2 separate regions of the Mus musculus genome follow, and region 2 is linked to region 1. Evidence: chromatin loops called from intact Hi-C (ENCODE). Cell type or tissue: left cerebral cortex. All regions are shown on one strand.

The links. A loop is a pair of places that touch in the nucleus more often than their neighbours do. Peaks named below come from ENCODE experiments on the same cell type or tissue, not always from the same donor. Only the 100,000 strongest peaks of a DNase experiment are listed, where the experiment ranks them.
Region 2: it touches region 1 in a loop (6-fold over the local background); 2 of 42 quality-filtered maps call a loop at or near these places.

Annotation. Positions count from the first base shown.
Region 1 is chr8:125,954,202-125,962,201 of GRCm38, forward strand. Gm31069 (a long non-coding RNA gene) reads left to right here and starts at 2,750. Exons shown (of 2, transcript XR_388208.3): 1 at 2,750-2,854; 2 at 3,548-3,777. Gm42056 (a long non-coding RNA gene) reads left to right here and starts at 6,237. Exons shown (of 2, transcript XR_879364.1): 1 at 6,237-8,000. In left cerebral cortex, a CTCF peak has its summit at 1,654 (motif pointing right); DNase peaks (open chromatin) are centred at 1,672, 3,718, 4,397, 5,307 and 1 more place; H3K4me3 peaks cover 572 bases; H3K27ac peaks cover 1,168 bases.
Region 2 is chr8:126,211,557-126,219,556 of GRCm38, forward strand. The region is part of intron 2 of Slc35f3 (solute carrier family 35, member F3); the gene reads left to right. Among named protein-coding and RNA genes, the nearest start is that of Gm31165, 76 kb to the right of the region's middle. In left cerebral cortex, no CTCF peak of the experiment used is centred here; DNase peaks (open chromatin) are centred at 1,444 and 5,000.

The DNA.
Region 1 (8,000 bases):
CCTAGGCAGTCCTCAAAGCCTTGGGAATCCTAGAGCCTCTGGTCTCCAGTCCACATTGGAAGGCCAAAGAAGTTGGATTCTGATGTCAGGCAAGAGTGACAGCAACAGCAACAGCGTGGATTTGCTTAGTAACGTGATGCAGAGGCAGACAGGCAGTACTAATTCCCTCTCAGTCTTCTTTGTATCTGGGCAACCGCTGGAAGGTGTTGCCCACTCTAGGTGAGGGTCTTCTTTCCTCAGTTAATTCTCCCCGGAAATACCTTCACAGAGAGACCCAAAGGTTTGTCTCTTAGTTGATTCCAGATTCCAACAAGTTGACACTCAAGATTCATCCTTATACCACCATGGGCTCTCGGGAAGCCAAGACCAAGATGATCAACCCACTCTTAGCTCATTATCTGGAGCCAAAGCTGCTCATACCTGCAGGTCCCTTTGGGCCCCCGACTCTCTTGCATACCTCCATGAAGCGCCAAGAGGAAGTAGGAAGGAGATGGAACCAGATCTGCACATTACAATCAAAGAACACTATATACTTGGTAATATATATATATCCCATGGAATATCATACAGGTGGTAAAAATAAATAAAATAAAATAAAATAAAATAAATAAGAAAAAGTAAAGGAAAAGGCCAGAGTCTGTCTACATCTGACATGGAAGGACATGCCAACATCACCATATTCAGAACATTCCCTGTTGTTTGAGGTGCTCACAATAGCCATGTCTTGTCTAATTCTTCCAATTAGAATATTCATATAGTTTGGAATTTCCCAAGCAGATAAGGTTTAAAAACCCAACCAAGATGGCAATTGATGTAGATACAACTAGCTAAGGTGCAAAAAATTAAGAGTGCTCAGCCCTGAGTGGGCGTGTCTGTATCGCATACCTACCACCAAATGCTCTCAGATCCTTGTGGGAGAGGGGAGAGGGAAGACTGTGAGAGTCGGAGGTGTCGGGCGACTATGTGAAACAGTATCTTTTGGACCTGATAGGATTGTTGTGCACCCGAGTTCACAGCCGGGACTGCACGTGCAAGACTTACACAACATCAAGCCAGTCGAAACCCCAGTGTGCTTCATAAAACCCTACCCCTGTGAAGAGCTGTTGGCAACTGGTGGCTTTTGGGGGAGAGTGGGTCGGGTTTCTTTGGAGATTCTGCCTCTTGTAGGTTACCCAAGCCCCGGCAGGTGACTCTGCATTGTGCCCATATTAACAGCGCCACGTGGTTTACGAGTTCAAACCCTATGCATGTTGGTACCTCAATCTGCCGCTTAGCAGAGCCCAGCAGACCCTGGCACACCACAATGTCCCCCCCCACACACACACCAATACTGTGGGGTGAGATCCCACAGATCCTGGTGGCTGTTCTGTGTTGTGCTAAGAGGGCATTTCATTTCTTGGGCGAGAACAACCAGAAAGACCAAATGTGGTCTCTACTGAAAACTGTCCGTGTGAATGGCGGGCTGTATTTCGCAGCCAGCGCAGTGAGACCTTTACGGGGGCTCTTTGGGATTATCGCTGCCCACTGACATTGGGCACAGTGAAAGGAAAAGGAACCAGAGCAAACCAGGAACACGGGAGCAAAGCAGGGAGACAGACATAAAAAACCATGGTGGTCAGACTTGGTATTTCTCCAGAGACACCACACGGGGGCGCTCTAAACCTGGATACTCTACCAACCCCAGACTTCAGTTTGAGGCTTAGAGGCTTAATTTGCTGTGTGTCCTTTAGAGACAGGGTCCTAATAACCAAGTACAAAGCGGCGACATAGAAAAGATGAACAAAAACTCATCGATTCAGGGACTCAGATGGTCACTGGCTGTGGCTCAGTGCGATCTGAAGGCACTATTTGGGGGTATTTTGTAGATCTGTGGGGTCTACTAGGCAAAGATAGATGATGGTTTCTATTTCTATCTAGATTGAGCTGAGCTGGTGACAATGGTGGCATCTCACTTGTGAGCTTGCTTTTGTGGGGACAACTGGGATGACAGGGCATGAGTTGACCTTGCTTTGAGGGCTGTTTGGTGACAACAGGTCATTTCTTTCTTTCTTTCCACCAATTATTGTTCTTACAGCTTTTCCCCCATGGGTTCTGGGTAACCATATCCAGGTTCCCAGGCTTGTGAGAGAACCGCTTTACTAGTTAAACCACCTCCCCCATCCCTGGGGCGGAACGTCTTATTTATGCCATTCATTGGGCTTTACCAAAGACACAACCCAGCTCCCTCTTGGGTTGGTTGCCATATTGAATCAATGGTCAATTTCCAGATTTCTATATATTCTCCAAAATTCTTCCTCAATGATATACATAAGCACCTTCAAAGAACAAGGAGAATGAGTCCTGGCAGGAAAGCACACATCCACTGTTTGAGGTGTGCACACATGTGTGTAAGAATACCCTTGGAGAGCACACCCTAACACCTGCCCTGACCAGGCCGCATGTGCTTCTGGGAAAATCACAGTAACTCGAGTTGTCCCCCACCCAGTGACACCTGCTTAACTGTTTTCAGATTTTTAAATCCAGGTGACATGTTGGGAAATCTGGAGTTTCTGTGAGGCAAGCAAGATATTCCCTGTCCCTGCTTGGTGTCTATGGACACACTGTAAAATTCTTCACCGCTGCCTGAGAAAATGACCCCAGGGAGCTCCTGGTGATTCGACCAGGGATGCTGGGCAGAGGGTTCCCGGCAAGAATGCAGAGAGCCTCTTTTACCCCTGCCCTCCTTTGCCTCTTGCTTGTGCGAGCTGTTGGCATCCCCCACTGCCACGGGAGCCCAGCCTCTTCAGCTTTCCAGCAGGACTGAAGGCTAGCAGCTCTCTGGGAATCCTCCAGGCCTTCAGTAAGATTGTGACTGGTAAGTCGGCTCGCCTCCCGGTTGTCAGTTACAGTTAGATTGTCCTCCCTGTATCCCGTAAGCCAATCTAATAAATTTAGTATATACTCTGTCTGTTGGTCCTGTCTCTCACCATGATGAGTAAACAAAGAATATTTTGTTATCAGAGACTCAGGACATCCTAGGACATCGTGGTTGGACTCTGGACACATGGTCCAGAGTGTCTTTAATGATGTCATAGGAACTCAAATCAAACCTACTTTTTTTTTTCTAGGTCGTACTAAGGCTTGGGTTAAGCAGAAGGAGAAAAAAGGAAATGGGCATAAATTTCAGAGAGCCTCTGAAGCCCATATCGATTCAGAGCCTGGGACTCAAACGAGTGGATCAATGTGTTCTTGTTGTCAAAGGTGCCAAGTCCTATTTTCTGCCCTGCTGAGATCCACAGGACGAGCGGTCTGACTAAGTGAGCCCGTGCAGCTCTAATGGCTCTCTGATGAGCTCTCACGCTGTGGTCTGACTTGCAAAAAAAAAAAAATTACCAATATTTTTAGGCCCTGAAGGAAAAGTCCAGCTGCCCTGGCTCTTTAATGATGGTGTAATAAAATTTTTCTGACAGTCACAGCAGACTTTATTAGGGGAAAATTTAAGTGGTGACTGCCCTGAGAGGCATTTTCTACTCAAAATTGCTTAGCGTCCTTCTGTTCCTTCCCGCAGCCATAACTGGCATTCCACACAGGAAAGGAAGAATTTGTTCCAGTCACCTCTGGTTGGCTTGTGAGGACCAACAGTTGAACATGGAAATGACGTCAGCTGACTGCGCTGGATGAGCAATAAGCAAGACTTAGTTATTCAGGCTGAAAGGAGAGTGTGAAACGAAGATGATGCAGTGGTTTGCGCACCTCATTCCTTTCCTTAAATGTTCATTAAATGAGGTTACAAAAGCATCCTTATCTGGTTATTGAAAAGGTTATTTCAGAAACTAGGATCATGCTTCAACTCTGATACCAGAGGGGCCTTTGAAGAGGATTAGAGAACTCAAGGTGAGGGGGGAGAGTTTCAAGACAGACATTCTGTGAATGGGGCCCTTGAGCAGGTGCTAGACCCCTTCTGAGAACTGCATGGGGCTGGCCTGTTTGCAGAGCACTCATGAGCTCTGTGAACACCTCAGGGGGAGGGGGTGAACAGAGAAGGAGCCGCTCTTTTTCCTTTGCAAATGTAACAAAATATCCCCAACAAAATATCCCCATTCTTTAGAGTTTTTAGATTTATTTTTGTTTCCAATTATGAGAGAGAGAGAGAGAGAGAGAGAGAGAGAGAGAGAGAGAGAGAGAGCATCAGATCCCCTAGAGCTGGGGTTACAGGCAGCTGCAAGCCCACCAGTGTGGGTGCCAGGAACGGAAGGCTGGGAAGTGTTCGTTTTTAGTGACTGAACCGCCTCTCTAGCTTCCATGTTCTTAACACACATAAAGTAATAATTCTTTAGTATCAAGCACACACAGGGGCAGAGCTTAACACTCTCAGAAATGCCGCCTTCCCCTGTTGGCTTGCTTGAGTCTAGATCCCAACAATTTCCTGTTTCTTAGTCTATGCCATATGTTTCTTTAGAAATATTTTTTTCCATTTCCCCTTTCATTATACAGGGCTACTCAAGGCCATTTCATGAGTGTGTAGTACATTTTGAGCATAATCACTGTACCCCATTGCCCCCCACACCACCTCTGCCCATCACCCACTCTGCTGTTCCTCAGCTTCACATGCCACAGGCACACATACAATTTTATGAATCTGTGATGTCTTGGGTCCACAATGCTTTTGTGCTTTCGCCTTTTTCTCCTCTTTCTCCTCCTCCTCCTCTTCTTCGACTTCTCCTCCTCCTTCTCTTCCTCCTCCTCCTCTTCTTCCTCTTATTCTTCCTCTTCCTCTCCTCCTCCTCCTTTCTTCCTCTTCCTTATTTCTTGCTTTCTCTTCTTCTTCCTCTTCTTCTCTTCCACCTCCTTCCTTCCTTTCTTTCTTTCTTCTTTCTTTCTTTCTTTCTTCCTTCCTTCCTTTCTCTCTCTCTCTTCTTCCCCTCCTTCTTTCTTCCTCTTCTTTCTTGCTTTCTCTTCCTCTTCTCCTTCTCCTCCTCCTTCTCCCTTTTCCTCCTCCTCCTCCTCCTTCTTTTCGGCAAGGTCTAATCTCAAATTCAAGCCCCTCTTGCCTGTTTCTCTCCAGTGCTGCGATTACAGGTATGTGTCACCACGCCTGCACCAGCTTAAAAAAAAAAAAAAAAAAAAAAAAGCAGTAGCAGCAACCATCTGGTTTGGCAGTTCTGGGCCAGAGCTGTCAGAGCTGTCAACCAGAGGACACAGCATTTACTCCAAGCATACACTTCCATGACGGTACCAGTTGGTTCTCCCACAGGGTTTCCCAGTGACTCATGAGCATCTGTAGACGTGGGATGTTTCTTTCTGCCCTTCTGTTTCCTGTGAATCCTTTACAGTGTGCCTGTCAAGGTGGCCACAGTGAGGGGAGACAAGGATAAGTCATTGCATCTGCTCTCAACAAGCAAGGTCTTTTCCTGGGAGGACCAGGTGGTCATCTCTAGATAACCATGTGGTGCCAGATTCTCACACCCGAGGCAGGCAGCTCATTCTCTTCCCTGGAACACATGAGCAGCAGATGGCCGTGCACTTCCCAAGGATGGATCCCACAGCTTTTCCTCAGTCAGTCCCCAGCATGAATCTAGATGGAAAAGCAGTTTGGGATAGCTTGGCAGAGTTGCAGCTGTCTCTGGCCAGGCAGCAAGGCTTCCTGACAGAGACCGTGGACCCTGATCTTAACCTTAACACAGTGAGGTTCCAGGAAGAGCACAGCAGCCTCTTGTAGCTTATCTGCAGAACCTGGAGTTCTAATAAATCAGCGTGGGGAAAGAGGCACTGCTGGTTTATCCAGGATGGAAGCTTCTGGTTCTTTACACAGAAGACAAAATGAAAGAATTTTAAAACGGAACAGCTCTTTAGTGTAGTAAAATACAAGAAAATACAATCGTGAAGATGGGCCGGGAAGAGTAACAACTTTAACAGAGAGGATAAACGCTCTTTAGAGAGAGAATATGCTGTGGGCTGGAAGGGAAACATGCTCTTTCCTCAGGCACCTGCGTTTGAGCACACTCCATCAAAGCATGGTGATGGAAGACCTTGGAACCTTCAGGAGGTGGGGCTTGCTGGAGGAAGTGGATCATGGGAGGCAGGCTTTGAGGCTTGACAGTCAGGTCCTACTTCCGGTTCCTCTCTCTGGTTCCTGAATGCTGAAGCAATGCGACTGGCTGCTTCAGGCTCCCCCCGCTGTGAATTCCACCCAGATGTACGCCAGGATGGACTTCTCTCTCCCTTCAATTGTTTCTGGTTGCAGCAACAAGGTAAGTGGCTCTGTTGGTGAAGGTGTGAGGCAGTGTGTAGTAGCTGCTGAGTGTGGAATGTGACTTCTATTGCCTTCCTGTAGCCTAGGAAGGCTGCGCAAACGCTGGGGTCCACCTGAATCCTCCTCTCAGTGCTGGGTGAGACCACATGTTACCACAGTTGGATTAAAAAGATTATTTTAATATTTATTTTATGTGTATGGATGTTTGTCTGTATGTATGTGTGTTTGGCACATGCCTGTGGAGAAAGGTTGTCAGATTCATTGGTACTGGAATTATTCGAGGCTGTGAGCAACCATGCAGTTGACAGGAACTGAATCCAGTTCCCCCACCTCCCAAAAAGCACTTAACTGTTGATCCATCTATTTAGTTGCAACTTTTTTCTTTTTAAAAAATGAGGACTCATCTCCTATGTTTGCAAGGCAGACTTAGCCACCTCTCCAAGCCCTGTTTTTACTGCTAGAATTTTGAGCTATAAATTTCCCTCAAAGCACGGCTTTGTCTGCCTCTCACAAACACTGCCTTTATCTTTCATTTGATTCGGGCAAATCAGAGAGCTGCAGGTTCAGTGAGCAACGCTAGTCAAAATAAAGAGGAGAGTGATAGAGGAAGACGTTTAATGTTCTTCTGGCTCCACTCCTGTTCTGTGTAAAATATACTGACCCAAGGCAACCTAAGGGAGACGGGGGCATACTTCAGTCACACCTCCACGTCACAGTCCATTATTATTACTAAGAAGTTAGCATGGGAATGTAAGCAGCCATTCACATCACATCCACAGTCAAGAGCAGAAAGATGCAAATGTACCCATGCTATCTGCTTGGTCACTCAGTTTTCTGCACTCTTGGGTGGCTCAGGGCCCAGCCTAGGGAGTGGTGCCTCCCATGGTGTCATTGAGCCATCCATAAAATCTCCCACAAACACACTCACAGACCAAACTCATCGTCATAATTCTTTACCAGGTGATTCTAGATTATGGCAAGTTGGCATTTAAAACTAAGCACTACAGATACTAACCTCTGACCTGCCCGTGCACACACACACATGCACACACAAGCATGCATGTGCAAGTACGTACATACTCATGCATGTATGTTCAGGTACACATACATATACACACACACACAAACTCTATGCGTACGTGCATGTACAGGTACACACACACACGGTATTTTCCTAGTGCAATGTTTACTAGGGAAGCCCATTTGCTGGATTTTCTCCAGTAATGGACATCTCTCTCTTTTACTGGACCATGGATAACTCTCTTACATTTCAGACTGACGAGGTTTGCCATGGGCCAAGCACCTGTTGGTTATTCAAAGAGCAAGCACTGCAATAAACTATTCACGTGGCTCCCAAAGCTTCTCTATGGAACAGAATGACACTGGCTGTCCCCCACCAACATGTTCTGTTGTGTTAACACGGAGGAAGCTACAAACAAAGACACGTCCCCTAGTTCCATTCTAATTAAAAGCCTCGTGAAGTGCTATTGAATTCCCTGGTCCAAAATATTTGTCTCATTAAGAGTTTTCGCACACTGGCTAATGATGTAATTAGCTAAGCTCCTTAAATTAAATCTTTTACCAGCATTGCAAGTTGGCAGAGGTCCAGAATTACCATCTTCACATTGTACAAAAGTTTACTGCGTGCCACAGGAGAGCGATGGCCTATACTTGACTGTGGATGGGATTTCCATGTGAACCTGAGGCAGGAGGCTGCCCAGCATCACTGCCTGCTCATGGTGCTCCCTGCCCACTCTCTAAGTTCCTG
Region 2 (8,000 bases), 260 kb after region 1:
GTGAGATGATCATGTGTTCCCAAGTTCTTATTCACCTTGAACTATAGGATGTGTCTTCATGGATCCCACTCATTAAAGACTTGGAGTGAATTATCCCAGGTTAAGGTTACACCCCAGATCCAATGGTGAGTGTCTGTGTAAGAAGAGAGAAGGGCACAAGGAGATTAAGAAGATCTGTAAGACAATGGTACAAACCAAAGGGTTGCCAGCTCAAGCCAGGGACACTAGGGGCTGTCCACAAAAGCAGAACCTAGAAGGGGTATGGGGCAGATCCCCACCCCCAGCCTCTGGTAGAATCTTCTTTGCAGATACTTAGGTTGCCTCTTGAACCAAGAAAAATAAATGCCTGTTGCCCTAAGCAGAGCAGCTGTGGTTGTTTGTCTTAGCAGCCACAGGAGGGTCATGCTACCCATGATGGCTTGCTGGAATGCTCCTTCTCCACATTGCCACTCAGTCCCTCCCTACATTTGATTCCCAACTTCCCCACATCCACCGCACAGCAATACCATTCAAGTTTTATCCAAACAGAGCCACAGACTTCTGGGAAACTACCGGCTGGTATCATTTCCTGGAAGCCATTCCTGACAGGATTCACACCAAAACAAAGCAAATCAGAAACTGTCTGGAAGCATCCTTGTCTCCTCACAACCCAGGAGAGGGAGACCAACCAACATTCTGATGGGCGACCTGGGCGACTCTGGCTGTGGCTGCCACAGAACTGGGTCAGCTGCACCATGAAGTGACTTCTTGCTTCCTGGACTCCTGGGTTCATGTTCCTCTAAACAAAGAGCTGTCACCGATGATCTGAGGCAACAAACTATAAATTGTCAGTGTATCATTGTTGAATCTTTTGACTCAATTAGTATTTGATTTAGAGAGTTTGCCAGAGAATCTCAGGAGAAACTTTGGCATGGTTCCACAGTCTGGCAGTACGTGGTACCCATTTCATAGGAATCAGTGAGGTTCACTGGGTCTCGAAAGACAAACTTTATGTTTACAAGATTTTAAAAGGATCTGTTTCCAATCATAGTGGCCAGCATACAAAAGATTGGCACTTGCCAACATTAAAAAAAAAAACAAAAAACAAAAAACAAAAAACAACAACAACAAAAAACAAACAAAAAACAAAAACCTCTACTGCTTACAACTCTAAACAATGTCTTCTCCTGAGAAAAAGAATAATTATGTCTTTTTGATTCATTACTAATTAAGAAATAATTTTGTTTTATAACCATACAAACCCAGTACTGAATGCTTGAAAATGAACCCTCTAAACACAATCGCTTTTAAATTTTACATTCTTCCAGACTTCACCCTCATTTGTGAGCTTTGTATAGCTTGTGGGGTTTTTTTTCTCTCTCCTTTTGCTGTTTACTTTCCTTAAAGACTATTTCTGTGAAAGCGTGGTGGGTGTGCCTAGTAACAGATGAAACGGTGCCGACTAACTGGCTATGAAGAGCCATCACCATCCATGCTGTCTCGCCCACCTCTTGTCTCCTGGCTATTTTGGTTGACAGTGTTTCTTGTAATTACTTCCTTAACTCTAAACAGCATACTTATAGCTATTTATTTTTATTACAATTTATTGTTAACACACCAAAATTACAAAACTACACTGTAGCAACCACAAAGTCCTATCATTCACTAATATTCTGCTGTGCTGTGCGTGCACATGTACGTGTGTGTGCAAGCGTGTGTGTGTGTGTGTGTGTGTGTGTGTGTGTGTGTTGATGCACACAAACTCACCTGTGCATGTGCAGCTGGGAAGGTCAGAGGTCAACTTCATATATCTTCCTCCATCAGTTTAAAATGTATTTTTGGAGACACGGTCTCTCATTGAACCCAGAGCTTGTTGCTTTGACTAGACTGGCTTGCCAGAGACTCTCCATGATCCATCTGTCTCTGCCCCTCAGCACTGGAATTACAGGCAGTGTGTCTTCCACCACACCCAGATTTTGTTGAGGGTGCTAGGAATCTAAACTCAGGTCTTCACTTTACCCACTGAGTCATCTTCCCAGCTCTCTCTTACTTTAGTAATGTTGCTGTCCCTTTTGAGGTCCCAAGCCCCTCCCCCACCCAGGGACCTCACACTCATATTTGTCTTCCTGTGGGTGCACTTGGAAAAGCAGTTCACAAACATTTCTTGTCTAAGAACCCTTTTTGTTTCCTTAAAAAATATTGAGGACCTCAAAATCATCACACGTATATTTTGGCTATCAATATTTACAGTACAGACTGGGATACTTTGGATGGTTGTCAGCATGCTTTCCACAGTAAAAGAAGGTCAGCATTGTGTAACATGTGGGAAATGTCTCCCATCTCTGTCTTGCTTGAAGACAGCTGGGTTCTCTTCTCTGTGTGTCTCTCCTGCAGTTGTGATGTTACCTGTCATATAGCCATTTCATACCATCATGGGAAAGAGAAAGAAACAAAGAAACAAAGACAGAAACAAAGTAACAAAGACAGAAACAAAGAAACAAAGAAAGGAAAAGAGAGAAACCCTTGGTACTACTACTATAGCAGTTACTTTTCCATTTCAGGAACGCCTTAGGGGAAAAGAAAGGTGAGATCTAGAGAAAGCTATGATAGAGAACCCCAGTTTTCATAAGTGGGATCATAGGGCAGAGGGTGTTCAAAAGGTCCAGCAAGAAACACTCAGTGAGGCTAGCACCAGGCTAGCTAGCACCAGGTCAGGGGGAGAACCTTCAGTCTCATCCTTTAAGGACCCACCTCTTCCATCTAGGCCCCCAGTGTTTGAAAATAGTGCCACCAGCCAGGGAACAAGCACTCAAAACAGGACCCTGTGTGGGAGGTTTCACATTCAAACCATTCCATTATAAAAATCCCTCTGGCCTCACAAAACATTCAAAAAGTCTCAGGGGAGTATTAGTTACTGTCTTGTTGCTACAACAAAACACCTGACAAGAAGGAAGAAGGTTTTATTGTGGCTCACAGTTTGGGGGCACGATCAGTCAGTCCATCATGGTGGGGAGGGCATGGTGGCAGGAGGGTGAGGCAGCTGGCTGCATCACACTCACTGTCAGGAAGCAGGGAGAGATGAATCCTGCTCACCTCAGTTTCTCCTTTCTATTCAGTCCAGGACCCCAGCCCATGGGATGGTGCTGCCTGCATTCTTGGTGACTCTTCCCATCTCAGTTAACTCAGTAGGAAACCCTCATAGACATGCTCGGAAAGTTGTTTCCATGGTGACACTAAAGCCTGTCAAGTTGACAATCACAATTAACCATCACTGAGACCCACTGAGATTTATGTGCCTACTAATGCAAGCAATTCTTCAGTACACAGGCACAATTTTAAGTGATTTTAAATTAGCTTACTGGTTTTCAAAGCACATTATGTAGCTGAGTTATTCTGTGCATGTCACCAAGATTATCTTCTCAGGGTTGTTTTTATTTCTTGTGAACTTTTAACATTTCAGGTTATTTTTACTCTTATCCACCAGTTAATTATACGACTACACCATGACTTTCCTAATCTTCTTAAATAAATATTTAGATTTTTGTTTAGGTTTTTTTACTCTTCCTAAGAAAATTGGAAAGAATAATTTTCTTCTTGTGAGGTTCTATTGTGAGAGTGAGTAGGATACTGGCCTTTGAGAGGAATGGCCCAGCTTTAACTGTCCGCACAATGGACAATCACCTAGAGTCTCAAAGAAGGATTGTCTAGATCAGATTTCTCTAGATATGAAACAGAGAACAACTAGAGGCCTCTGTTAGAGTCTAGACAAGAAAAAGGGAGGAGAGTGAGAGGTAAAGACAATATTAAAGGGTCATAATAGGAAGGTTGAGAACCACTGGCCTAGACTAACAACAGAGAAGACCAAAGCAAGGCTCAGCAAACACAGGAACAGCTCCCAAAGCGGCACCAAACCCTGCATGCCATGTCACCTCAAACTCTAAAGAGTTAGGGCAGCATGGACAAGGCAAGGGACCCCTAATTCCAGAGACAATCGCTATGGCAAAGTGAGTGTCCTTTCCACCTAGGTCTTCATTTTCTACTACGTATCTGTTGTTCAGTGATGCCACAGTTGATGTCTCACAGTCCACACAAGAGCCACAAAAATTACACCAACAGTAACATTCTGCTCAATAGAAAGTATTCTTCATAACATTGATCCATAGATATGCTGGTGGGTGTGTTTGTAGGTTTGTTATTTCTTTATTTGAGGCAGGGCTTAGGCTGTCCTGGAACTCACTGTGTAGCCCAGGCTGGCCTCAAACCCCAAGGCTTACACCCATAAGCTACCATACCCTGAAGTTCTTATTATACATACATTTGTAACTGCTCAGTGGTATTCTTCTCTGGGATGGTTTAAATAGGTATGGACCCCATAGACTCATGTGTCTGAATGGTTGGCCCATAGGGAACGACACTATTAGGAGGTGTTGTCGTGTTGGAGTGGATGTGGCATTGTTGGAGGAAGTATGTCACTGTGGGGGCAGGCCTTGAGGTTTCCTACATGTTCAAGCTACATCCAGTGGCACAGTCTCCTTATGCTGCCTTTGGGTCAGGATGTAGAACTCTTGGCTCCTTGAGCACAATGTCTGCCTGGACACTGCCATGCTTCCTGCCATGATAATAATGGACTGAACCTCTGAACCTGTAAGTGAGTCCCAAATTAATTGTTGTCCTTATAAGAGTTGTTGTGGTCATGGTGCCTCATCACAGCAGTAAAATCCTAAGGAAGACACGTTCCACTGCAGATGAAGTAGATGACTTTGTGGATCATTTTTATATTGATGGACATTTAGTTTATTTCCAGCCTTTGACTACTTTAAAGTTTCCTGCTAGAAACTTTTTTGGTAGTTCTCATGCTTGGTTAACCATTTGCTTAGGATATACAGGGCAAGGCAGAGTTACAAGCAGATTTGGGGCTGAAGAGAGATTGCAGATGGCACACCAACGCATACAAATCAAATTTATGCTAAAAATATGAGTAGTATGTAAAAGATCCTAGATCCCTAACAGCTGGTATTGGGAACATTAAATATGTTTTCCAGACTGATGCTTGGAAATAGATGTCATCTTCTATGGCTTTAATGGGCAATCTCCCTGCTCGCTAGGGAGGGAGGCCATGTTTCCATATGCTTATTGGTCTCTCAACTGAGCTCTGCTCCTCTGCTCGGCGAGCTGATGAGCACCCTGCTTGCCTCCTTTCCAGCTGGATGTTCACTGGAGGTTGATCCTCAGATGTCACCTTCCCGTTACTCCAACAAATGCCTGAGATGATTCAACTTAGGTTCATTTAGAGGTTACGGTGCATGCTTCATTGAATCCTTTCCTTTTGGGGCTGCAACAAAAGCCCATGATAGATCACACACTCACCACACACACACACACACACACACACACACACACAAAAGACAGAAGAGAGGAGGGGAGAGGAGGGTCCTGTTATCTCTTTCAAGGGTATAGTCCCCAATAACCAGAAGACTTCTTCCCACTAGAACCCACCACTTTAAGGCCCCACCACCTCCACATGATACAAAGCTGTGGATGAGCCTTTGCCATACATCAAAAAGGCGTCCCAGCCTAGCAAACACATAAGTGGATGCTCACAGTCAGCTTTTGGATGGATCACAGGGCCCCCAATGGAGGAGCTAGAGAAAGTACCCAAGGAGCTAAAGGGATCTGCAACCCTATAGGTGGAACAACATTATGAACTAACCAGTACCCCGGAGCTCTTGACTCTAGCTGCATATGTATCAAAAGATGGCCTAGTCGGCCATCACTGGAAAAAGAGGCCCATTGGACACGCAAACTTTATATGCCCCAGTACAGGGGAATGCCAGGGCCAAAAAGTGGGAGTGGGTGGGTAGGGAAGTGGGGGGGGGGAGGGTATGGGGGACTTTTGGGATAGCATTGGAAATGTAAATGAGGAAAATACCTAATTAAAAAAAAATATATATATGTATATATGAAGGTGTCCCAGGTCTAACTGTTGCACTCCAATGCCATTCATCACAACGTATTTAACTTTTTTTTTTAATGTGGCACGGTAGTCTTCAGGAAATGACTCTCGTATCTCATCTAATGTAGTCTGTCTTAGTTAGGATTACTATTGCTGTGATCAAACACCATGACATAAAGCAACTTGAAGAAGAGTCACAGTCCACAGAAGGAAGCCAAGGCAGAAACTCAAGCAGGGCAGGAACCTAGAGGCAGCAACTGATGCAGAGGCCATGGAAGGGTGGGTTTTGTTTACTGGCTTGCCCATCATGGCTTGCTCAACCTGCCTTCTTACAGAACCTGGGACCACCAGCTCAGGGATGATCTCACCCACAATGGGCTAAGCCCTCCCCCCATCATCATTGATTAAGAAAATGCCCCACAGACTTGCCTACAGCTGAATCTTGTGGAAGCATTTTTCTCAATTGAGACTCCCTTCTTTCTAATGAGTCTAGCTTGCATCAACCTGTCATAGAACTACTTAGGAAACACTCCAAAATATTTTGTTGCAGGGGGGAGGATTTCACACCAATTGTAAATAGTTTGTTTTCTTTCTTTCTCCTTCCTGTCCTTATTCTTCTCTACCTTCTTCTTCTACTTCCTCTTCCACTTCTCTTCCTTCTTTATATTTTTCAATCAGGGGTGTTACTATTTAACCTCAGCTAGTCTGGCACCCGTTATATGATCCATGCAGGCCTTGGATTCTAAAGCAATCCCCTGCCTCTGCTTCTGCTCCCTGAGTTCTGGAACTGCATACTACCAGCATGGCTAGCTATAGGCATCTTTTCCACTTTTAATTACATGCATCTGTGTGCTGTGTGTGCACATGTCATAGTGTGCATGAGGAGACCAGAGGACAATGTTCACAAGGGGATTCCCATCTCCTGCCATGTGGGTCTCGGAGAAGGAACTCCGACCAGGGTGGTGGGTGGTACCTTTACCCGCTGAGCTATTTTGCTGCCCCTAGAACTGTTTGCTAAACTTCATTTTCAGATGGTTCCTTGCAAGTATATAGAAATGCATGTTATATAAATAAATGTATGGACAAGCATTTATACATACATATTATAGATAACATACACACACAGAGAGACACAGACACACATACACACACACATGTGGGCTTCAAACTTGATAAACTCAATTGTTAGTTCTAATAGCTTTTAATGGACTGCCTGGGATTTTGCACACACAAGGTCATGTGCCTGTACATGCAGGTCCATTCACTTCATCTAATCTGCCTGCCTCGCCGCCCTTCAGTGCTTCAAACCCGTCCAACAGTGACAGCAAAAACGGGCACCTGTTCTTCCACCCGGCCCAGGTGGACAGTCCACTAAACATGACGCTTGTGTGGGCTTCTGGGAATGCTTTTTAGGGCAGTGAAATCCGAATCCCTTCCTAGTTTGTTGAGTGCTTGGTGCTAAAAGTCTGATGAATGTTTTGTTTTGTTTTGTTTTATGCATCTATGGAGGTGATTCTAGGATCTTCATCTTTTTATACACCCTTGTACTCTAGTCACTTAATGTTTGAGGTTAAACCAACCTGCGTCCCTAGAGTGAATACACCTGACGACGTTATAGAGTTACTTGCACATGCGTTCCTAGATTCGGTTTGCTAGTGTTTTATTGAAGAAATCTCAATTCATTTTTTCAAAAGAAGGTTTAAGTCTGTGGTGTCCTAAGGATATCCTTGTCTAGTTTGGGTTTTAGGATAAATGTCCGTTTAATACAATGGGTGAGGAAGCGTTCTTCCATTTGGGAGGAAGGTTTGCATAAAGCAGTTAATTCTTTCAATGGTTGCTAGACTCAATAGTGAAGGCATCTGGGCCTGGGTTGACTAGGTGAGCAAGATGTGGATAGATAGATAGATAGATAGATAGATAGATAGATAGATAGATAGATTTGCTTTAATTACTAAATCTTTTAGTCCATATAGATCTATATAAAAGGTCCATTTCTTCTTGAGTGGTCGGTTGCCAGGAGCTTGTGCCTTTTGAGCTGGGATGCAAACAGTGGTATGCCTTTGTCTGA